Regions from separate parts of the Homo sapiens genome. Here region 1 is linked to region 2. Evidence: chromatin loops called from intact Hi-C (ENCODE). Cell type or tissue: IMR-90. All regions are shown on one strand. Region 1 overlaps HIPK2 (homeodomain interacting protein kinase 2). Region 2 has its middle 72 kb from the start of SLC37A3.

Region 1 (2,500 bases), 550 kb before region 2:
CATTTATACTTACTCATTTTTAAAATATAAAACCTAAACACAGGAACAGATATTTTAGGGCATGTGTCATCAAACTCTGCTAACCCAAGATGATTCAGAATCTCATTTCTTGGTAGACAGCTTGGTAGATAGGCATCTTCAGGTCCATCTGATGATGAATTGCAGCAGACAGTTTTTGGAAGTCTGTGAAGTGTTCCTTTACATAAGCCAATAGTAATCAACACAGCATATCTCAGGGAGAGGAAAACATAAATAACTTGGAATTTAGGCTCCTCTCATTCAGAACCCATAATAGAGACCTTGGTGGTTGGCCTTTGCACTAGATATTGAAAAAGCCTCGCAAAGCAAGTTGATGGAGGAAATACAATCACAAGGCAAATGTTTAACCTTCTAAAGAAAATAAACCTTTTTATAAGAAGTTCAGTTCCAAACCACCAAAAACTAACATGCTATTTATAAACCTATCCTTCAAGCAAGCCCTGGAAGACTGATTCTCTTTGCCACCCATTAATTGGTATTATCAAATACCCCTTGTTTCAAAAACAGCATTTCTGTCTAAATCTCTGGCGGTTCAGAACGCTCCATTAATGTATCTGGGCCTTCACCTGGTATTCCAACTTGGTGCAGCAGCACCCCATTGAAACAATTCCCTCTCGTGTCGTTATACTTTTCCTGAGAAGAATCATGCACACTCTTTAGGAGCTCAAAACCCACAAGGAATCCCTCTTCTTATAGAAATCTACAGGAAAAGCTCTGCTCGTTTAGCATGCACACAGGGAGTCCATGTGCTCTGATTGAGACAGGGGAAAAATCAGGTTTCCTGAACCCAGAGGATGTCACCACGGCAGGAGAAAGGAGGTCATCAGAGTCTTGGCACACTCATCACAGTGAGTGAATGCGGGTCCTAGCAACCTAATCCTTGATTCTAGAAGTCACCTGTCTGTTTTAGAGCATGTCCAACAATCTCTTTCAAAAACACCCAGATCTGGGCTTTTGGCAGACTGATGTGGGCCAGTTGAGGTGGGATGGGGAGGAAGATTAGAAAAATAATTATAAAGGTGCACAGATAAACATCCGGAATAAAAGGGTGCACAGCGCAGGAACAATGAAGAGGGCACACGGACAAGATGGAGGGAAACTGAGGGCTGAAAGAGGCCACCGCGGAGGTCACCTGAGACAGGGAAGGAAGGCTGGCAAATAAAAACAGTTCATGAGACTTTTGAGATCCATGATTATTCTTAAACCGTAACACCCTACACACCTGCAGTTCTTTATCTGGCGTAAGGAACTGGAAGAACAATGTAGCAGGAACGGGGAGAGCCAAGTCTCAGCCTCGGGGGCATGGCCTACCTTCCATATGGATTTAAAATGAAAGGAGCAGGAGGAGAACAGTGCAGTTCCCAAGATGGCTTTCCACAAAGTTGACAAAATACACCCCAACTCACATACCCGGTCCCTAGTAACAGGGAAACCAGCCGTTTACTATAGTTCTGAATTCAATGCCAAGTTCCTTCTCTCAACTCACCGGGAGTGTCCAGCAGAGGGAGTCTCAAGGAGGTACTTAATAAAGAGAAAATTGTTTCATTTTAACACTCTAGACAGTGGGAGCATTGACTGTAGCCCCCTCCTGTAGACGCAGATGAACAATGAACGCCCGACATGGGTTCTCCCGCATGTTCACATGTCCACCGGCATGTTCTATTCTGCGTGGTGGAGTGATCAGAAATTTCGTTTTGTTTTGTCGAATGGTTAAATGGACCTTGTGTTCTTCAGAATCAAAGAGGAAAGCCCCTGGAATAACATCTCTCTGTTGCCTTCTAAACAGCCCCTTTGTTTCTAAGAGAGTCTGAAAAAAAAATATTTACAGTCTATAGGTTATTTACAGCCTCGTTATCCAGGGCCTGACTGGTAACTTTATTCCGGCCAGAAACCTAATTCATTTGGAGCCCTGAAACTAATAACAGATTTTCTTTTAAGTTTTTTTTTTTTTAATCAGCCTCTTATAACAGAGATAAAACTATTAATGCCTTCCCTGTCTCACTGGCCACAACTGTTCTCCGGATTTACAGGAGGATTACATTCCCCCCTCGTGCCCTCCTCTGTGCCACACAAACCCTGTCCCCTCTCATTTGCGATTTCATCCACAGAATATCTGAACAAAACCGAAAGAAAGCCGGGGGACCCACGCTAAAAGTATGTGAAGGCTGCGATTTCAATGATTTCATGAGACAAACATTTACACGATGAAACGACTGAAAAATCAGACACACTTGGGTTTAAAATTTCTCCTACTACAAGCACACAAAAACACATCGAAGTGTAAAAACTTAGTTGATTCTGGGTTGCTTTCTGGCTGGAAGCTGACAGAACGGACTGAAGAGAAACGAAAGACAGTGTGCGAGGCAGACCTACTGCTTTTCTGCCTTGCGTTCTTTTCTTTCTTGCTAAAGGCAGTCAAATGGGGAAAAATACCCCGATGCCAGGTGAAGGTGCACAACAC
Region 2 (2,500 bases):
GTATGAACAAGAATCTCTGAAACACAGAAAATGAAAGAATTTTGCCTAGAGAGTTTCTTGGGATTGAGGATTAGGAGGAAAGAGGAAATCAAGTTGGGAAAGATCAGTAGCGTTCAAAGAATGAGAAGGTACTCAACAATTTCAAAAGGGAAGAACTGGGACCTCCCAGTTTGATCAGAAAGCAATAGTGGGGGAAGTGTTTCAATCACATTTTGAAAAAGCTTTTTTTTTTTTTTTTTTTGAGAGAGAGAGTCTCGCTCTGTCACCCAGGCTGGAGTGGAGTGGCGTGATCTCGGCTCCCTGCAACCTCCTCCTCCACCTCCCAGGTTCAAGCAATTCATCTGCCTCAGCCTCCCAAATAGCTGGGATTACAGGCGCCCGCCACCACGCCCAGCTAATTTTTGCATTTTTAGTAGAGACGGGGTTTTGCCATGTTGGTCAGGCTGGTCTCAAACTCCTGACCTCAAGCAATCCACCCGCCTCAGCCTCCCAAAGTGCTGGGATTACAGGCATGAGCCACCGCGCCTGGCCCTAAAAAGCTTTTCAAAGGGAAAGACGGAAGTTGTCTTCAAATATATTGAGTTAGCCCTTCAATGTAAATAAGGAAAAAACTGTATATTTTATATATTTTATATATATATACACACACATAAATATACATACACACACACACACGTATCTCAAGAGAAAATATACATTTGTGTTGCTTTTTCCTAGAACCAATGGAAGAAATCATGAGATCCCCAGTGAATAGGATAAAGACCGTTCTAACCATGGGAGCTCTCCAACAATGGAATGGCTTCCCCGGGAGAGCATGCTCTGGTCCTTGAAAGGGGACAGTTTCCGCGGACAGGTTAGTGGCCAGCTGGTAGAGACAACACAAAGGAATTCACACACGAGAGAGGGAGGAAGCCGACTGAGCTCTAAACTCAGTTCAAAGCTGGATTCCAGATGATGGAAGGAAGAGTTGCTGGAAAATAATGTGGTTTTCCATAGGTGGACTGTCCATTCGGAGAATCTGTTCAACATTGGTAGTAGAGGGATGACAGCTGTGAGAGGTGAAGGGGGTGACTGAAGGTCTCTCCTCCCTCCACTGACTCAATTCAGAGGTCTGGAGACATAAAGACTGAAGAAAAAGGTGGACAGAAGCTAATTTAAGGGAGTGAGATTTCGAGTGAAGTTAAGGACCCACGTCTTCTGAGACTTTAGCACAGGCTGAGTCAGGGATTTTGAGGCTGAACTGTCTCAGTGGACGATCTCCAGGTCCTCTGCATCTTCCAGTATAAGGGACTGGGAGGTTACCAGCGGAAATAGGAGGCCAGGGGAGGGAACCGAGGACTTACACAGAGGGGAAACAGAGAGAGAATAACTAGCCAGGAGGACATCTAAACAAACGGATATAAAGTGAGACTGAAATAAAGAGCGTGCAGCACTTTCCTTCAAACAAGTGCAGCAGGCAGTGTCTGGGACTTTGTCTCCCCCTGCTGAGCCAAGAGGTATGAATGGTCCGCCACGGGGAAAGGGTTTTCACAGGCCAAGAACTGCTTCTTTGGGAAGGAAAACATAACCAACGGTATAAAAATCTCCTTCTCTCTCACAACCACCACGACCCTGAAGCATTAAAGAAGCTGGTAGACAGTGACATGGCTGTGCCAAGACCAGATGCGTGTGGAAGGGGACAGCAAAGGGGACAGCACTGGGCACCCCATGGCCACTCTTGCCAAGATTTCTCTGAAAGCTTCTTCCCTTCACCACCAATCCAACCCCTTTATCCAGAGGCTGTGCCAATGGCCTCTCACGGATTGCAGAGCCTGGGGCTGGGAGGGTGGGGGCAGGAAGTTAGGGATCCTCCCTCAGGTCATGACACAGGCTTGCTTCTCAAAAGATCTGTTGGTCAGGCGCCGTGGTTCACGCCTATAATCTCAGCACTTTGGGAGGCTTAGGCAGGTGGATCACCTGCGGTCAGGAGTTTGAGACCAGCCTGGGCAACATGGTGAAACCCTGTTTTCTACTAAAAATACAAAAGTTAGCCGGGCATGGTGGCAGATGCCTGTAATCCCAGCTACTCTGGAGGCTGAGGCACAAGAATCGCTTGAACCCAGGAGGCAGAGGCTGCACTGAGCTGAGATTGCACCACTGCACCCCAGCCTGGGCAACGGAGCGAGATTCTGTCTCAAAAAAAAAAAAAATCTGTTAAGGAGGATTATGAGGCTCTACACTCTCTCCAAGAGCTTGTTCACAGAATAATCTCTTTTCGGAACCTGAGTAGAACCAATAAAAGTAAAACCCACTGGGGCGTGTGGGGAAGGAGCGCTCTCTGCCACCAGTACTTTGGTCACGACTGTTGCCCCTCGCAGCCCCGCCTTCCTGGCTCCAGAATGGTTGCTCTTTATTTTATAACCCTATTAACATCTTCATTCGTCATTCTAGGACACAGAGGCCAGTTACGTCTGCTATTTGTTAGGTACTATTTTTTAATGGAAATCAACTGCAGTGCTGT

Evidence for each region. A loop is a pair of places that touch in the nucleus more often than their neighbours do. Peaks named below come from ENCODE experiments on the same cell type or tissue, not always from the same donor. Only the 100,000 strongest peaks of a DNase experiment are listed, where the experiment ranks them.
Region 1: a loop joins it to region 2, with 8 times the contacts of the local background. A loop is called at or near these places in 7 of 110 quality-filtered maps.

The regions. Positions count from the first base shown.
Region 1 is chr7:139,774,441-139,776,940 of GRCh38, forward strand. The region is part of intron 1 of HIPK2 (homeodomain interacting protein kinase 2); the gene reads right to left. Among named protein-coding and RNA genes, the nearest start is that of HIPK2, 2.3 kb to the right of the region's middle. In IMR-90, a CTCF peak has its summit at 1,532 (motif pointing right); DNase peaks (open chromatin) are centred at 91 and 1,541; H3K4me3 peaks cover 1,317 bases; H3K27ac peaks cover 1,995 bases.
Region 2 is chr7:140,324,969-140,327,468 of GRCh38, forward strand. No RefSeq gene overlaps it. Among named protein-coding and RNA genes, the nearest start is that of SLC37A3, 72 kb to the right of the region's middle. In IMR-90, a CTCF peak has its summit at 1,478; a DNase peak (open chromatin) is centred at 1,463.